Linked DNA regions of Homo sapiens: regions 2, 3 and 4 are each linked to region 1. Evidence: chromatin contacts called from ENCODE Hi-C or POLR2A ChIA-PET data. All regions are on one chromosome and are shown on one strand. Each heading gives the region's core, a stretch centred on a gene start or an enhancer-like site at or near the end of the contact. The rest is flanking DNA. Distances are from core to core; before and after follow the strand shown. Region 1 holds the start of NUDT7 (nudix hydrolase 7). Region 2 holds the start of LINC01229 (long intergenic non-protein coding RNA 1229). Region 3 holds the start of ZFP1 (ZFP1 zinc finger protein). Region 4 holds the start of TMEM231 (transmembrane protein 231).

What was found. A loop is a pair of places that touch in the nucleus more often than their neighbours do. ChIA-PET counts read pairs that join two places held with the same protein, here RNA polymerase II (POLR2A). Pooled maps may share reads with other maps.
Region 2: a map of gastrocnemius medialis shows a loop between it and region 1 (6-fold over the local background). The contact joins the promoter of LINC01229 here to the promoter of NUDT7 in region 1. A Hi-C loop is called at or near these places in 2 of 168 maps with a recorded cell type or tissue (gastrocnemius medialis and naive thymus-derived CD4-positive, alpha-beta T cell) and 9 of 50 pooled maps.
Region 3: a map of B cell shows a loop between it and region 1 (40-fold over the local background). The contact joins the promoter of ZFP1 here to the promoter of NUDT7 in region 1. A Hi-C loop is called at or near these places in 3 of 168 maps with a recorded cell type or tissue (B cell, CD4-positive, alpha-beta T cell and CD8-positive, alpha-beta T cell) and 9 of 50 pooled maps.
Region 4: a loop to region 1 is called in a map of CD4-positive, alpha-beta T cell, with 9 times the contacts of the local background. The contact joins the promoter of TMEM231 here to the promoter of NUDT7 in region 1. A Hi-C loop is called at or near these places in 1 of 168 maps with a recorded cell type or tissue (CD4-positive, alpha-beta T cell) and 11 of 50 pooled maps. POLR2A ChIA-PET finds 5 or more read pairs at or near these places in 2 of 52 experiments (Panc1 and activated T-cell).

The regions. Positions count from the first base shown.
Region 1 is chr16:77,719,195-77,723,763 of GRCh38, reverse strand. It overlaps NUDT7 (nudix hydrolase 7), which reads right to left and starts at 1,250. Exons shown (of 4, transcript NM_001105663.3): 1 at 1,147-1,250. The coding sequence starts at 1,181. RefSeq lists a silencer at 1,275-1,404 and an enhancer at 1,118-1,412.
Region 2 is chr16:79,767,847-79,772,251 of GRCh38, reverse strand. LINC01229 (long intergenic non-protein coding RNA 1229) reads right to left here and starts at 1,781. Exons shown (of 4, transcript NR_104660.1): 1 at 1,725-1,781. MAFTRR (MAF transcriptional regulator RNA) reads left to right here and starts at 1,720. Exons shown (of 6, transcript NR_104663.1): 1 at 1,720-1,805; 2 at 3,030-3,099. RefSeq lists silencers at 1,461-1,510, 1,435-1,633 and an enhancer at 1,631-1,680.
Region 3 is chr16:75,146,683-75,151,270 of GRCh38, reverse strand. ZFP1 (ZFP1 zinc finger protein) reads right to left here and starts at 2,747. Exons shown (of 4, transcript NM_153688.4): 1 at 2,628-2,747. RefSeq lists a silencer at 2,157-2,526 and an enhancer at 2,887-2,936.
Region 4 is chr16:75,554,722-75,559,297 of GRCh38, reverse strand. It overlaps TMEM231 (transmembrane protein 231), which reads left to right and starts at 3,046. Exons shown (of 7, transcript NM_001077418.3): 1 at 3,046-3,227; 2 at 3,325-3,494. The coding sequence starts at 3,089. RefSeq lists enhancers at 2,616-2,725, 2,756-2,835 and silencers at 2,876-2,985, 3,276-3,355.

The sequences.
Region 1 (4,569 bases), core at 1-2,500:
AAAAATTAGCCGGGCATCGTGGCACATGCCTGTAATCCCAGCTACTCAGAAGGTTGAGGCAGGAGAATCGCTTGAACCCAGGAGGCAGAGGCTGCAGTGAGCCGAGATTGCCTACTGCACTGTAGCCAGGGCGGCAGAGTGAGACTCTGTCTCAAAAAAAAAAAAAAAAAAGTGTATACAAATGACTTCTCTGAGTTTCATCTTCATTTGTGTCAGGCTTGAGGATATTTAAGAAGATTAAATGATGCAGTTCATATACTGTGGCTGGCACACAGCTGGTGCTCAGGGAATGGTAACCACTGTCATAAATCTCCCCATCATTAGATAAGCAGTTGTTTGCAGGAGGTATTTGCTATTTTTTGCCTCTTTCTAGGTGGCAGGGTGCTCACCAGATGTGGTTGGGTAACGGCAGTGTATTTCAAAGACCAAATGGCCTGAAAAAAATCAGTGAATGCTGGCACAGGGATTGCACAGTGCATCTGGATGCACGCAGGCCAGCCTCCAGAAAAGGAAACTGTGGGCTGGTGGCTTTTAACCACCCGGAAACCACAGAACTGACCAGACAAACCAGCCAAAGTAAAAGGCTGCAAAAACGTTATCTGTCCACTTTAGGGGCTGGCCGCTGGAATAATCACCAAGGTATCAACAGCAGTAGCAGCCACCCCGTTCTGAGCATGGTCTCAATTTTGACGTTTCTCATTTTATCCTCACAACAGCCCGGCAAGTGATCACAGGGTCACCTCCAGGCTCAGAGAGTTTACGAAACTGACAGACCCAAGGTCACAACTGAAAGTAGCCACCGGGGGACTTGAATCCGGGGCTGCCTGCTGCGGGTCTGTGCCACTGTCGGGGGTCCTGGGGTCCAACTCTGGAGACGCGGATTGCAGAACAGCCAAGCCGGCTGGGAAGGGGAGCAGCGTGTATGTAAACCATACTGGCTTAAGCCGGCTCTGTTCCTGGCCAGAGCAGTGCAAAGGTTCGGGGACCCTGCGGGTTGCTGGAGGCGAGTGCTCCCCCATCCGGCGCTCGCAGGTGGACTGGCGGGAGCTGCAAAATCAGTCCCGGCCAAAAGGCCCCGGTGGCCTCCGCTACGATCAAGGCCGGGCCTGACCAAGCTCGGGGTGCCAGGGCCCGGAAAGCCTTTACCTGACTGGCTCCTCGGGAAGACCAAGTCGTGACATTGCCCTGGGGAATGTTTGTTTCCGGGCGGACTCCTCGGAGCTGCTCGGTCGGTCGCGCTTGCGCAGAGCAGCTCTGGGCTTGGGAGCGGCCTAAAGCCAGAGAGAGGGGCGGGGCTTAGAGCACGAGGCGGGGTGGTGTCTGGGGCGGAGACAGGGGGCGGGGCGGTGCGAGATCTGGGATCGGAGGCCGGGATCGGGGCGGGGCGGGGCTTATAGCCAGAGGCGGGACTTGAGGTGGGGAGAGGCGCGGGGCGGGACTTAGGGCCGGGTGTTCCTGGTTGCTCAAAGCAGTTTCTGCCGGGCTCCTTGGGCTTCTATGGAAGCAAGAGGTATAGGAGGAGTTGTGGAATTTAGAGCTGGAAGAGTTAAAAAAAAAAAAAATACAGTGTTGGTGAGGTGATAATATTTTACACTCGCATTCGCTGTTGCTGGAAGGTTAAGGTGATTCATTCAACTTTTTGGAACTGCTGTCAGCACCTGTTCACCGACCACCTGTATGCACTGGGTGCAGATCCCACAGCTAGCGAAAAGACACGTGGAGCTCACAGTCAAATGGTAGAAACATAAATTAATCACACAGGGCTGGATGCAGTGGCATATGCTTGTAATTCCAACACTTTGGGAGGCCAAGAGGGGAGGATCACTTGAATCCAGGAGTTCGAGCCCAGCCTGGGCAACATGGCGAAACCCCATCTCTACAAAATAAAAATAAAAAATTAGCCAGGCGTGGTGGCACACACCTGTGGTCCCAGCTACTCAAGAGGCTGAGGTGGGAGGATCGCTTGAGCCCAGGAGGTCGAAGCTGCAGTGAGCCGTGATAGCACCACTGCACTCCAGCCTGACAGAGGTAGACCGTCTCAAAAATAAGAAGAAGAAGATAAGAAGTTTTTAATGCAAAAAAAAAAAAAAAAAAAAATCACACTGATAAAGCAGTGGCCTTTGGTCCTTCTAGAGCGTGTGAAGGAGAAATGTGACCCAATTAGGAGACAGAAGAGGCTTGGTAGAGGAAATAGAAGTGCAGCTCATCTTGAAAGCAGTAGTTCTCAAAGTGTGGTCCTCAGACCAGCAGAATCAGGATCACTTTGGTCCTGTTAAAAATGTGGACTCTGGGCCAGGCGCTGTGGCTCACACCTGTAATCCCAGCACTTTGGGAGGCCAAGTCGGGTGGATCACCTAAGGTCAGGAGTTTGAGACCAGCTTGGCCAACATGGTGAAACCCCATCTCTACTAAAAAAACAAAAATTAGCCAGTGGCAGGCGCCTGTAATCTCAGCTACTAGGAGGCTGAGGCAGGAGAATCGCTTGAACCTGGGAGGCGGAGTTTGCAGTGGGCCGAGATCGCGCCATTGCACTCCAGCCTGGGCAAAAAAAAGCGAAACTCTGTCTCAAAAACAAAACAAAACAAAACAACAACAACAACAACAACAAAAACCAAGAAAGAAAGAAAGGAAAGAAAGAAAAGAGAAAAGAAAAGAAAAGAAAAAAGACGAAAAGAAAAGAAAAGAAAAGAAAAGGTGGACTTTGGGGCCCATGTCACAACTGCTGAATCAGAAGCCAGGTGTCAGGCCCAGTGATCTGTGCTGTAAGGGGATTCTGATGCTCTGTGCGGGATAGAGGACATAAATGAGGAAAAAGGCAAGGGAGAGTGTTCAAGGAAGAGGGCAAAGTTTGTGCAAAGACAGCAGAAAGGGGCTGGAGAACAGTGTGTGTGAGGGAGCCTGGTGCGAGCTGAGAATCCAGGGGTCAGTGTAGGGCTGACTTCTCCCTTACAGGCACAGGACACACACAGTAATTTTAGGGACCTGTGAAAATGTTTTAATTGTAATTTCTTTTTAAATTAGAAGAAGAAAAGGTATGTAATAAAAGCAATATATAATAATGAATCCAGCTTGGATGATAGTCATTTTATGAATTCAGTCATAAAATATTCACTTTAAAATTATTTTATGGAAGAAGGGGTGCACAAAAACAAAGTAGCTAGGGCCCATGAAAGTAATATTGTGGCTGGCCCTAGGTCAGTGGGGCAGTTTGTGAAATTATTAATGAAATGAAATATTAATGAAATATCGCTGTGATATTTACAACATCCAGTGTTTACACACCGTGACATCAATGAAATATCGATGTGATATTTATAATATCCAGTGTTTACACACTGTGATATTAATAAAATATGGCTGATATTTGTAATATACAATGTTTACACACCGTGATATTAATATAATATCGCTGTGATATTTATAATACCCAGTGTTTCCACACTGTGATATCAATGAAATGTCTCTGTGATATTTGTAATATCAAGTGTTGATGCACCATAACATCAATGAAATATCACAGATATTTACAACATCCAGTGTTTACACACCATGACCTCAATGAAATATCAATATGATATTTATAATATCCAGTGTGTACACACCGTGATATTAATAAAATATGGCTGTGATATTTGTAATATACAGTGTTTACACACCGTGATATTAAGCAAACATCGCTGTGATATTTATAGTATCCAGTGTTTACACATCGTGATATAAATGAAATATCGCTGTGATGTTTATAATATCCAAGGTTTACAAACTGTGATACCGATGAAACATCGCTGTGATATTTATAATACCCGATGTTTACACAAAGTGTTTACACACTATGATGTTAAATATCGTTGTGATTTTTATAATATCCCGTGTGAAATTAATGAAATATCACTGTGACACTCATAATATCCAGTGTTTACACAGTGCTTACACGCTGTTACGTTAATGAAATATCACTGTGATATTCATAATATCCAGTATTTACACACAGTGCTTACGCACTGTGACATTAACGAAATATCGCTGTGATATTCATAATATCCAGTGTTTCCACACAGTGCTTACACACTGCGATATTAATAAAATATCGCTATGATATTCATAATATCCAGTGTTTGCACACAGTGCTTACACACTGTGACATTAATGAAATATCGCTGTGATTTTCATAATATCCATTGTTTACACACAGTGTTTGCACACCGTGATATTAATGAAATGTTGTGATATTTCTAATATCCAGTGTTCACACATAGTGTTTACACGCCATGATATTAATGAAATATCGATGCAATATTTATAATATCTAGTGTTTACACATCATGATATTAAGGAAATATCGGTGTTATATTTATAATATCCAGTGTTTACACACCGTGATACTAATGAAATATCGCTGTGATATTCATAATATCCAGTGTTTACACACAGTGCTTACACACTGTGACATCACTGAAATATTGCTGTGATATTTACGATATCCTGTGTTTACACACTCTGATATTAGTGAAATATCACTGTGATATTGACAACATCCAGAGTTTATACACTGTGATATCAGTGAAATAT
Region 2 (4,405 bases), core at 532-3,031, 2.0 Mb before region 1:
TAAATATATACACTCCCATTTAATAGACTGGAGATTCAAATTACAGTTATAGTGTCATAAAACTATCTGTAGGGTGTGTGCAGAAGTCTAAGTGTGTGTGTGATGTGGGTTGGGGTGGCAAGCTTACAACCTTCCTCCTTCCCTTGAGGTTCGACATTCTCAAAACGTGAGATTCCTCTGGGACATTTAAATAAGCTGTATTCATAGGGGCGGCTACATAATTTGCAGACCCAGTGCAAAATGAAAACACGGGACCTCTTCTTCAAATCGTATTAATAACTTCAAAACAGCAACAGCAGAGCAGTAAACCAAGTGTAAGACCTTCTAAGTACAGAATCTGTGCATTTGGGCTGGTCACACACCCACAAAGCAAGCTGGGGTTTGAGGATAACACATAGAGAGAGTCTGGATTCGATTTTTGCAATATACACCATTTCTTTAGGAAAGTTCAAACTTTCCCTCTGAAGGCTCTAATCTAAGTCTGCTGAATGAATTGACAAGAAATTAACAGGAGAAAAGCCATAACAAAGCTATTCAATCATAGTTTTATGTGACATGGGAGCCCTCAAAATGAAGACCGCAAGTCCCAGATAAAAATAGATACCCCGGGTATCTGTTTTTACCCGGGCTTAAGTTTGATGAAGCATGGATAGCCAGGTAGAAATAGGGTTAGACAAAGAAGAGTCTGATCTAATAGCAAGAGACTGAGGCAGAAAACCCAGCACGGCCTGTCTGTTCAAATTTTTCTTAGCTTCTCTATGTAGCACGTCTTCCTCTCCAGTATGGGGCAGGACCTACAACCCACAAGGTAGGTCAGAGAATTTCTTTATGGCCATTTCTGAAAAGTGCTTGCAGAGGTTCCTGGCATCATGAAACCAGAGTGTCTTGGGAATCAGACTGGCTTGGGTTTGAATCCTGTGTAACCATGTACTAACAGAATTTCTCTGACACTTCCACTCACCATTTTGAACTTCAATTTCCCATCTATTAAATGGAGACAGGGCAACCCACTCTCCGAATTACAATTAATTAGAGGATTAAATGCAATAAGGCATAGAAAGCAAACAAAATTCGAGGTCAAAGCCCGGTACATAATAAATGTTCCAAATTGCCCTTCATTTTGGGCACAGATCTTGCAGATCAGTTCAAACAAAAACACACTATATATTAAAAGTGAGGCTATTGTAATTGAAGACCAAGAGAGATTCGGAAACCTGACAAATCGTTTTCAACCTGTCCGTTCTTTTGCCTCTAATGAGACTTCTCCTTTGGGTGGGAAGAGATGACCTTCTGAAAAGGCCCTCCGTCCGCGTCAGAATTTGGCGACTAAAGCATGCATGAGCTGGGAATGGTGACAAGTTGCAAAGGGAAAGGGGGAGGGTAGGCAGGGTAAGAAAGAAAACTTAGGGCTGGGGTGTGAAGGGTCTCTTGGTTTGTTTTCCTGGCTGGGACAGCGAACTTCTCCGCAGCCAAGTTTCTGGAGCGGGGCCGGCCGCTTCGCGGCTCCCATTGGTCCGGCCGCGGCTGTTGCTAGGCGGATGGACCAATGGCGCGCGAAGGGCGTCTGGGCTCCTCCTCTTCTGGGCCGCGGCTGGAGCCCGGGAAGCGGCGGCGTCCGCGCTTCTCCCGGCGGCTCTTTCTCTTCTTCTTTTTTTTTTTTTTTTTTAAGGCGGGGCGGGGCTGGGGGCGCGGCGTCGCGGAGCTCGGGCCGGTGGAAGGTTTACCTGCTAGGCTCGTCCCACCTGTGTGGAGCTCCCATCGCCCTCCAGCGTTGCGCAGCCTGAAGGGACAGGACGGACAAGCGGGTATTTTTTCCCCCTCACGCAAATGTGTATTTTGTGTTTTAATAATTTTATCAACTCGGTGAACTCTCGCGAGAGCACTCGCTGCGTGTCTTGCCTCTGTCGTCCTTCCCAGTCTCTAACCGGCCCCTGGGCCACCTCTCACAATTGAGCCCCCAGCCCTTGAACACACGCACACACGCACACACGCTGAGCTACCGCCAATGCTTGAGCCCCCAGCCCTTACACACACCCATACACGTGCACAAACACACACACACGCTGAACCAACTTCAACACTTGAGCCCCCAGCCCCTAGAGAGAGACACACACACACACGCTGATGCGGGAGCATTTAGCACAGTTTCCTTGCTGAAAAAGCAGGACCTCGGTTTAGAAAATGGAAATTGCCCAGGAGGAAAAGAGAGCTGAGATATATGCAGCCCCAGGTACTTAGGGTTAGTAATAATATTGTTAATAATACTATCGTTTCTGAGGGGTTTCTACCAGATACTGTGTTGAGTAGTTGCCATGCTTAATCCTATTTAGAGCTTGGTGTGCCCATGGGTAAACAGAGGCACTGAGCAGGGGAGGCAGAAGCAGGACTGGAAACTGTCTGTGTAACTTTGGAGCTCTTGGTTCTATCCACTTACTGGTGTGGTTGCATGGCTGTACAACTGCCCATGTGGTTATGGCCCCCATCTGGGGATAGGTCTCAGTAGAACCTACATCGCCAGGGCTATGCCAGCCTTATGCAGTCCTATGCATAACTACCAATTCTCAGAATGAGCATGTTTATCACCCTTGGCCCATCCTGCCCCATCACTGTATTTAACACTTGCATCTTAGGTGGATCTTCCTCAATAATCCTGGAATGAGTAGAAAAGACCCATGTTCTGTGTGTTTGGGGAACATCTTATCTTCATCCTGCAACACACATCCACCTCGGCAGCTTCCCCTCAACTAATGTGGGAACCACAACTCAGAGAGGAAAGTGACTGGATCAAGGCTACTCTGATCAAAGCTGGTCACTTCCCACATCTGTGAGACAGCAGAGCCAGTTCTCTGCTTGGTGAAGCAATTCCGTAAAAGCATTTCTCTAACAAGTGACTGCAGACTTCACGTGAACTCAGCTGCATACTGGAAGTCACTGTGATTCTAATTTTATGAAGAATTATCAAGTTGAGCATATTTAAAACTGTGTGGGGCTTTTTTTCTTATACAGTTTCCTTTTTTCTTTTTTTCAAGGTGCCTCCTTCTAATTCATCTTCACCATTGTGGTTGTCAATATGGCATGCAGAATTATCCCTCTTTCCAGGTGAGGACGCGGAGACATGGAGACACATGTAGCCCAGACACATAACAACACAGTAGGCAGGCCCAGTCTTGGAGCACAGATTCTTCCTCCCCCTCCCCACACCTTAGCTAGCTTCTTTGCTCTCCCTGAGTGCCTATGGCTTACAAGTTATCCATTTACAACAAAAGGTTGTTTATTCAGAATGTAGGGACTGGGAATACAGAAGCCAAAAAAAAAAAAATGAAGTGAGAAATGAAATCCCTTCTGTTTTGTTGTTTGGAAACTGCCTGGGAAGTGGCCTGCCAGCTAGGAACAGGGTTGGCTGGTGAAGAAGCCCCTGGCATGACATTTTTCTGCTTAGCAGATGCCTGTGTGCCACCCTCGCCCTTGCTCTGAGCCTGGCAGTCAAGGGAAACGTGTCTGTACTCACTGTGCTATTGTCTAAAAGGCTCAGCAGAAAGGCCCCAGCTAGCTTCCTTCTTCCCTTCGCAGCAGGAGAAGACCTAGGCATGCCCACCTCCTACCCTAACAGACAGCACCTAAGAGATGGTTCTTTTGATAACTTAAAGGAGATATTTTTGAACGTCAACACAAGACAGTATCGCCCAGCAAGGGAGAGGTTTTCGACTCCACCCATCCCCAGAGACTCACTTGGTCTCAGAGAGAGAGTACTGTCTCCTTTCCTTAAATCCCCCTAGCTTAAAAAGCCTAGCCAGAACCCTGCCTATAATCTTTCGCCGTAAAGTTTATCTTCTAACTTTTCTTTAAAACCTATGGAAAATAAAAATCGGGATTGGAGCAAAGCAGATTATTCTGTTTGCAGAGGCTGATATAATTGCTGGCTGTTTTCCCTGGGATCGCACTGTAACTCTTTAGGCAGCCCTGAATTTTAAAGGATGTTTGCAAAGCAGCTTTCTTCCTGAACACTGTCCTAAATCCCTCCTGTTGTAACCCTCCACTCCCTCTGTTTGCCCGGCTTTGCCCGGTGCAGTGAGACGCCTATCCACACAATGGTTTGTCTCTCCTGCTTTCAGTTTTCTTTTCAGCCAACAGCCTCACAAGCATTCTTTCTCCCTTCTGCAAGTATTCCTGTGGAGTGTGTTCTGCCTCTCTGCTAGACGCTGGGATATAGGGAGCCAACACAGACAGGGCTTACAGTCAAGTGGGAGAAATAATACCCAAACTTTCACAAACCCCAGCTTAACACTACTACAAAGATGTATGTTCATGACACAGTGACAACATACGCTAAAGGGACTTAAACCCAATTAGAGCAATCAAGACAGGCTTCATAGAGGAACAGACCTGTGAGGTCTCATAGATAGAC
Region 3 (4,588 bases), core at 1,498-3,997, 2.6 Mb after region 1:
TATAAGCAGTTTGTTTAAAATATAAAAACATAGCTACATTCAAAGTAAAAGGATGATCAGTTGTAGGAGTCAGGAAATTAAAAAAAAAAAAGATAAAAGAATGGAAAAAGAGGGTCAGGCACAGTAGCTCATGCCTGTAAACCCAGCACTTTGGGAGGCAAAGGTGGGTGGACTGCTTGAGCCCAGGGGTTTGAGACCAGCCTGGGCAACATGGCAAAACCTCGTCTCTACAAAAAATACAGAAAATTAGCTGAGTGTGGTGGCTCACACCTTGAGTCCTAGCTACTCCGGAGGCTGAGGCAAAAGGATTAGGGCGCACACCTGCAGTCCTAGCTACTCGGGAGGCTGAGGCAAAAGGTTTGAGGTTGCAGACAGCTGTGACTGAACCACTGCACTCCAGCTTGGGCAACAGAGACAGACCCTGTCTCAATCAATCAATCAATCAAGGAAGATTCTACGATCAACAGCACAATATTTATTCAAATACACACGAAACAGTTACCCAGAGAGATCATCATATCCTCGACCTTAAAACAAACTACAACAGGCCTGGTGCAGTGGCTCACGCCTGTAAAGCACTTTGGGAGGCCAAGGTCAGCGGATCACTTGAGACCAGGAGTCTACTAAAACAAAATGAAACAAAAATACAATACAAAAACAAACCACAACAAATTTAAAATAATTGAAATTCGTAACACAGTATTCTGACCAAATCAGAATTAAACTATAAATCAATAATATAAAAAGATCTGGGCCGGGTGCGATGGCTCACGCCTGTGATCCCAGCACTTTGCAAGGCCGAGGCAGGTGGATCACCAGGTCAGGAGATAGAGACCATCCTGGCTAACACGGTGAAACCCCGTCTCTACTAAAAATACAAAAAAAAATAAAAAAATTAGCCAGGTGTAGTGGCGGGCGCCTGTAGTCCCAGCTACTCTGGAGGCTGAGGCAGGAGAATGGTGTGAACCTGGTAGGCGGAGCTTGCAGTGAGCCGAGATCTCGCTACTGCACTCCAGACTGGGCAACAGAGCGAGACTCTGTCTCAAAAAAAAAAAAAAAAAGATCTGGAAAATCTCCAAAAACTTGGAAATTATGCAATACAATCTAAATAAATAAGGGTAAAAAATGAAGTCACAAGGGAAGTTAAAAAAATTTGAATTGAATGGTAATGAAAACACAATAAAAAGGCTGGGTGCAGTGGTTCATGCCTGTAATCCCAGCACTTTGGGAAGCCAAGGCGGGAGAATCACTTGAGGTCAAGAGTTCTAGAGCAGCCGGGCCAACATGGTGAAACCCCGTCTCTACTAAAAATACAAAAATCAGCCAGGTGTAGTGGCGGGTGCCTGTAATCCCAGCCAGGAGGACTGCTTGAACCCGGGAGGCAGAGGTTTCAGTGAGCTGAGTGCCACTGCACTCCAGCCTGGGTGACAGAGTGAGACTCAGTCTCAAAAACAACAACAACAGAAAAGAAAATACAAGATATAAAAATTTGAGTGATGTAGTTAAAGTAGTATTTAGAGGAACAGTTACATCAATAAATTGTGTCTGGCCGGACGCGGTGGCTCACGCCTGTAATCCCAGCTACTCGGGAGGCTGAGGCAGAGCACTACTTTAACCCAGGAGGCGGAGGTTGCAGTGAGCCGAGATCAAGCCACTGCACTCCAGCCTGGACGACAGAGCGAGACTCCGTCTCAAAAAAAAAAAAAAAAAAAAGAAAGTAAAGAAAAGAAACGGTACAATACAAAAATATAGTATTACAATCACATAGGACCACCATTTTACATGAGGTCCCTCGTTGACAGAAACACTGTTACGCAGAGCGTGACTGCACCAGAATCATGGGAAAACTTTCGTATTTCAAAGTAGTGAAGAATTTTGGGTGCCCCAAACGGAAAGAACAGTAAATTCCACCCGAGAGAAATTTAAAACGTCAAAACGTATACATGGCAAAATCTACCAGCGAGTAAAATCAAAAGATAAATGAAAAAATATCTGCTGCTCACATAAAGTACCACCGGGTTGTGAGACCTTAGGGAAATCACTTTCCCCTTCTGAACCTCCCGTGTTCCTGGGATAGCGACGGAGATGATAACGCTGGAAGTCACGGGGTGGATGCGAGGATCAGGGGAACACCTCACTGAAGACCCTCTGACAAAGGGATCACGGTTCTCCTTCACCACCGGCAACTGACCAGGCTCCAGTCCTTCCTCCACCCACGAGGCACCGGGCATCGGGGCGTGGCCAGGTGTGTCAGGCCACGCCCCCACCACGCCCCGGCGGGGCCTCGTCCCGCGCGCGCGCGCCCGCCGGGGCTCCAGAACTCGCTCCCGCGCGGCCCGAGCCCTTCGCCGCCCGTCTGAGGCGCATCTCCTGACAAAGAGAAGAAGGCGAAGCCTCATAGCCGCCCTTCCCTCCGCCGTCCCCGCCCCCGCACGTTCGGCCAGGCGTGCCCCGCCGGCCCCGTTCAGAGGCGAGCGCCGGGCAACCCCGGACGCCGCCCTGAGGGTCACTGCCGCCTACGAGTAGCCGAAGTTTGGGCTCCCACCCTGCGCGGGCACGAGCCCATCCCTCATCTCCTTCCCCTCGGCCCCAGGCCGCGCGGAGCTACCTGGAAGCCCCTCTCGTACCTGGAGGGGCGCAGCCTCCACTCGTGGCCCAGTGCCACAGCGGGTCACGGCGCAGGGCGGCGAAGACGCGCGGAGACGGGGGCTCTGTCACCCACTCGCCGCTGGTGGTGGGGGAAGGGCGGCCACCGGCGCGCTCGCAGCACTGCACATGCGCAGAAACAGGGGCGCGGGCCGTTCCCAGGGTCCTCGGAGGGGTGGACCATCCACGTTCGGGACTACATTTCCCACAAGCCTCCGGGGCCGCGGCTTTAGGGACTCTCAGGAAAGTCTTCGCCTTGTTAGGCGGTCTGATGAGCCGACCAAAATAATCTCCTTAGCCTGCACTGTTTTCTTTTTTCCCAGAGTGGGTCGTGAACTACAATTCACCACCTCCCCCTTAAATACAACAACTTGGCTTTTAAACATTACACAAATAATCTATAACTGTATTTAATTAGAATATATGTACAAAATAAAGTATCCATAATCTCACTTTCTAAAGATTAACTGCGTATAACATTAAGTTCGCACTTTGATTTTTTTGTTGTTGTTACAAAACTGGCCATAAAGGTATCATGTGCTGCAACTAGCTTTTTTCCCTTTTTTCCCAGGCCACTTTGTTGAGGTATATATATTTGTTGAGATCTATATATTTAAGATGTACAACTTGATATCTACATTTGTGAAATATTCACCATAATCAAGCTAATTAACATGTGCATCACCTCACATAGTTATTTGTCTGATGAGAACACTTAAGATCTATCTTCTTAGCAAATTTCAAGTACACAATATTGTCAACTATCGTCACATAGCTGTGCATCTCCCCAGAACTACTCATCTTGCATAACTGAGACTTTGTACCCCTTGACCACCATCTTCCCATTTCCCTTCACCCTCAGTTCCTTTCATCCTTTAGAACAGTTTTAGGTTCACAGCAAAATTTGAGCAGAAAATACATTGAATTCCCATATAACCCATGTCCCCCCAGCACACACAACCTCCCCAAAGTTGATATCCCACACCAGAACAGTGTATTTGTTACAATTGGTGAACCTACAGTTAAATATCAGCACCTGGCCAGGCTCAGTGGCTCACACCTGTAATCCTAGCACTTTGGGAGCCTGAGGCAAGCAGATTGCTTGAGCCGAGGAATTTGAAACCAGCCTGGCCAAAATGGTGAAACCTCATCTCTTAAAAAAAAAAAAAAAATACAAAAATTAGCCGGGCATGGTGGCACGCACCTGTAGTCCCAGCTACTCGGGAGGCTGAGGTGGGAGGATCACTTGAGCCTGGGAGGCTGAGGTTTCAGTGAGCCAAGATTGTGCCACTGCACTCCAGCTTGGGTGACCCTGTCTCAAAAAGTATAAATTAAAAAACAAAATCATTGGCACCCAAAGTCCATAGCTTACATTAGTGTTCACTTGATGTTGTACATTCTATGGGTCTTGACAAATGCCTGTAACCATTACAGTATCGTACAGAATAGTTTCACTGCCCCCCAAAAAATCATCTGTGCTCCATTTATTCATCCATCCCACAACCCCTGGAAATCTCTGATATTTTTACTGTCTCCATAGTTTTGCCTTTTGCAGGTTGTCATATAGGTGGAATCATACATATGTTGCTTTTTCAGATTGGCTTCTTTCATTTAGTAATATACATTTAAGTTTCCCTCATGTTTCCCTCAAGTTACCCTGGCTTTTTTTTTTTTTTTTTTTTTTTGACACAGGGTCTCACTCTGTCACCCAGGTTGGAGTGCAGTGGTGCGATCATGGCTCACTGCAGCCTCCACTTCCTGGGCTCAAGTGACCCTCCCAGTTCAGCCTCCCAAGTAGCTAAAACTACAGGCATACACAGCCATGCCTGGGTAATTTTTTGTATTTTTTGTAGAGATGGCATTTTGCCATGTTGCCCAGGCTCGTCTCAAACTCCTGGGATCAAGAAATCCTCCTGCCTTGGCCTCCCAAAGTGCGGGGATT
Region 4 (4,576 bases), core at 1,797-4,296, 2.2 Mb after region 1:
TACCTCCTGGGAAGACAGCTCAGTAGGTCCCAGCCTTATTTTACTTAGCCCCTATTCGAGATGGAGTTGCTTTGGTTCAAACACCTCTGACAAAAGTGCTAAGATGAGCCACTTCACCCAGCCTCAACAGCCTCTTGACTGGTCTCCCTGACTTCTGTTTTTCCTCACCCCTCACTCAATGACCCCATCCTGGTATACTGTAAACCTAAAATAAAATTCTAAGCTCCCAACCATCTGAATGGAACCCTTGTCTCAGCCAAGGGCATTCCAAAGTTAACCTGAAAAACTAGTCTGGCCATCATGGGAAGTGGGGAGTCAGACGTAACTCATTATACCCTCCTCTTTTTGGAATTCAGACCCAGCTGACCAGTATTAGCATCAACACATAGATCTTAAGACTGATATTAATAGAACAGACTCTTAAAGTCTGATAAGAAACATTTACAATCTGTTCTCTCTGAAGCCTGGAGGCTTCATCTGCATGATAAAACATTAGACTCCACAACCCCTTATTGTTTTTTGTTTTTGTTTTTTTTTTGAAATGGAGTCTCACTTTGTCACCCAGGCTGAAGTGCAGTGGTATGATCTCGGCTCACTGCAGCTGCTGCCTCCCGGGTTAAAGCAATTCTCCTGCCTCAGCCTCCCAAGTAGCTGGGATTACAGGTGGACACCGCCAGATGCAGCTAATGTTTTTTTTTTTAATACATATTTTTGGTAGAGACAGGGTTTCACCATGTTGGCCAGGCTGGTCTTGAACTCCTGACCTCAAGTGATCTGCCTGCCTTGGCCTCCCAAAGTGTTGGGATTACAGGCGTGAGCCACTGTGCCCCGCCCACAAACCCACACATTCCTTTCTATTGATTCCAGGTCTTTAGATAATAACCAGTTGACAATTGGAAAAATCTCTGAATCTGCCAATTCTGTGGTCTGGAAGCCCCACCCCACCTCCACTTGTCTCATCTTTCAGTACTGAACCAATGTACATCTTACACGTATTGATTGATGTCTTATGTCTCCCTAAATGTATAAACTCAAGTTATACCCTATCCACCTTGGGCGTATGTCATCAGGACCTCCTGAGGCTGTGTCACAGGCATGTCCTTAACCTTGGCAAAATAAATTTCTACGTTGATTGAGACTTGTCTCAGATACATTTTGGTTTACACTACTGACATGCTGTCATTAGAGTGACTTTTCCAAATCACAAAGCTTATCATGTCTTTCCACTTAAATGTCATTTTACTGACCCTTTAACAAATTTACTTATATTTAAATATTTTGTATTTATTTTTTTAGAGACAAGGTCTCCTTCTGTCTCCCAGCCTGGAGTGCAGTAGTGCATTCATGGCTCACTGCAGCCTCCTGGGCTCAAGCCTTCCTCCTGCCCAGGCCTCCCGAGTAGCTGGACCTACAGGCATGAGCCACTGTGCTCAGCCACTCAGGACCTTTTTGTTGTTGTTGTTGTTGTTTGAGATGGAGTCTCGCTGCCACCCAGGCTGGAGTCCAATGTGTGATCTCCGCTCACTGTAATCTGTGCCTCCCGGGTTCAAGCGATTCTCCTGCCTCAGCCTCCAGAGTAGCTGGGATTACAGGTGCCCATCACCATGCCTGGCTAATTTTTGTATTTTTAGTAGAGATGAGGGTTCACCATGTTGGCCAGGCTGGTCTTGAACCCCTGACCTCAGGTGATCCGCCCACCTTGGCCTCCCAAAGTGTTGGGATTACAGGCGTGAGCCACCGTGCCCAGCCATTCAGGGCCATTTGATGAAGAAATTGGCTGTGGACCATAGATTTTTTTAAAAAGTCCTTCTACCATGTTAGAAATATTGGTTGGGGGTGGTGGCGGGGGGGTGTAGGCATTCAATTAAGCAATAAGCCAGTGATCTTTGGGGAGGACCATATATTCCTGTAAAACTCGCGGCTGAGCTGTACCCAACACAGGGTTAACGAAGTGCATCAGAGCTTTGTAGTAATTCCACTCTATCCGTGGAAGAGCCAGGGGATTTGTGTTTCCGTGTCTGTCTTGCATGGGAGCATAGTGGAAGCAACAGAAAATCTGGGGGCAAAAGCACCTGGCTTTGATCTCAGCCCAGGACCAGGTCCAGGACCACGGCCAGGCTTGTGACTGACTGGACTTCAGTAGGAACCACACTGGGGGTTAACAGATGACACAAAAGCAGGTGTTCGTTCTGTGCGGGAGACGCGCTAGGGGAGAAGAAAAGGCACACACACAGTACCTTTAAGGGTAAGCAAGCTTTATCCCACGTAAATGGCAATGCAGATATTATAATAAGCAAATTAATATAATAAGCAGATTGATATAATAAGCAAATTGCAATGGGAAGAGGAGAAGGAAAAAGACATATATATATATATATTTACACTCACCAGACTATGGAGGATTCACCTCCAGACTGGGAAGCAACGACCTGGGCTCCAGAGCCGGCCACTCGTCAGTGCACAGACGAGGAGAGGTCTCATGAAGCTTTTTGGCGTGGTCTGGGACCCTAGATCTTTTTGTAACATGTTGTCTAGCATGAGGCCCAGTCACGAGGGCCCTTTGCGACTGGGCTCAAGGAACACAAAAAGGTCAACTTGTTTTTGCGATTGTTGTTTTTCAATAACTGACGTATAGGAGTAGACTGAAATAGAGATTTCTCCGAAACAGCGCTGGATGAACGCCTCAAGGGGCTCCCACAACCTGTTTAGGGACTTGGTGACCATTGTTTGTGTCCATGTCAGTTGAAATTTAAATATTTAGTTCTTCCTCCTCAGTGTTCAAGTCAACTTTTATGGGCATCTTATTTTACACAAATGTTAACACAGACAACAGCCACGACTCTGGTCCACGGAAACGTTCTATCGCCGCCCAGCCTTTACGCAAACGTACACAGCTCGAAAAGCTAGGCCGACCGTCCCCGGCAGCGCCACGCCCGCTAACCCCGCCCCCGCCACTGGCTCCTTTCGGTGCGGCCTTGCTATTGGCTCCTTTCTGTGAGCCGTCGGTTGCCGTGGAGACCGAGGCGATGGCAACCAGGAGAAGCCAAACTTGGTCCCCCGGCTCGCGGAGTGCCTGCGAGCGGTGCTCATGGCGCTCTATGAGCTCTTCTCTCACCCGGTCGAGCGCAGTTACCGCGCGGGGCTCTGCTCCAAAGCCGCGCTGTTCCTGCTGCTGGCCGCTGCGCTCACGTACATCCCGCCGCTGCTGGTGGCCTTCCGGAGCCACGGTGAGCCTGCCCCGGCCGCTGTGCCACGAGGCTCCCCGGGCGCGCTCGGCCAGGGCCGGCCTCCCTAACCGCCTCCCTACCGCCCTCTTTAACTCAGGGTTTTGGCTGAAGCGGAGCAGCTACGAGGAGCAGCCGACCGTGCGCTTCCAACACCAGGTGCTGCTCGTGGCCCTGCTCGGACCCGAAAGCGACGGGTTCCTCGCCTGGAGCACGTTCCCCGCCTTCAACCGGCTGCAAGGGGATCGCCTGCGCGTCCCGCTCGTTTCGGTGCGTGGTTCCCGCCTGGGCCTGGGGCAGAGTCGGGGATAGGGTGGGGATGGGGACTGGAATGAGGATGTGGGGCGAGCGGCCCCGGCCCTGGGGAGCCCAGCTTTGATCCTAAGGACTCGCGAACCCGCAAAGGTGGCGTTTCATCTCCTAGGACCTAGGGAATCGATCTTCTGTTTCATTCTGCTTCTCCCAGATGTCCCCGGCCCCCAGAAAGTTAGCCATGCTGTCAGCGTGTGCGCCCTGACACAGAGTCCAGAAGTGTGGGGGCAGCCTGTGTCTGCCCGGGTCACACCCGCGGGCCTGGCCTGATGGAGGGTGTTTGTGAAAGTCCATTTAGGAGCCTGGAAGGCCGCGCGCTGTTAATGTAGATAACCCCATTCTGTCGCGGCGTTTCTGCATCACACCACTATAGGAACGGAAAGGGCAGCATTTTTATGCAGACCTGACCCCTGGAAACCAAGGCGCTGATTGGTTAAGCGGCCTTCCCAGAACGCGCTGTGGCCGAGTCACGCCTCCCTGGGTTTGTCCCATTGGAGACTGCGCCATCCTGAAGCTGTCGGGATGAAATGGAAGCATGTTACTGTCTGTAATTTATTTATTTATTTTTAAATTTTTTCACCAGTAGAGCGCTGAGAGGAATCTGTAATTTAGTATTTGCTTTGAGATAAGCGAATGCTTCCTTTGTAGTCACTCCTTTTCACTCATTTTCTGAAAACGTTTTCCTTTAGAAGTATGAAACTTCTGGTTTTCCTTCTTTCAAATTCGAATCTCTTCAGACATATCTAAGATGATTGCCCTACAAGCCAACCTTGTATAGCTGAGGAGAAAAGAAAATCAGACTTGTTCCCAGCAACTAAATAAAATTGTTTTTAAAAATCCGATTGGTCGTATAAATAACTGCAAAAAAAATAGTAATAGGTTGATGCAAAAGTCATTGCGGCTTTTGCCATTAAAAGTAATGACAAAAAACCGGAATTACTTTTGCACCAACCTAATATGATTCAGGTTACTTTTCTCCTATTACTTTATAAATGTTCTTATATTCTGATTACAAAAGTGCATGCTCATTCTAAAATATG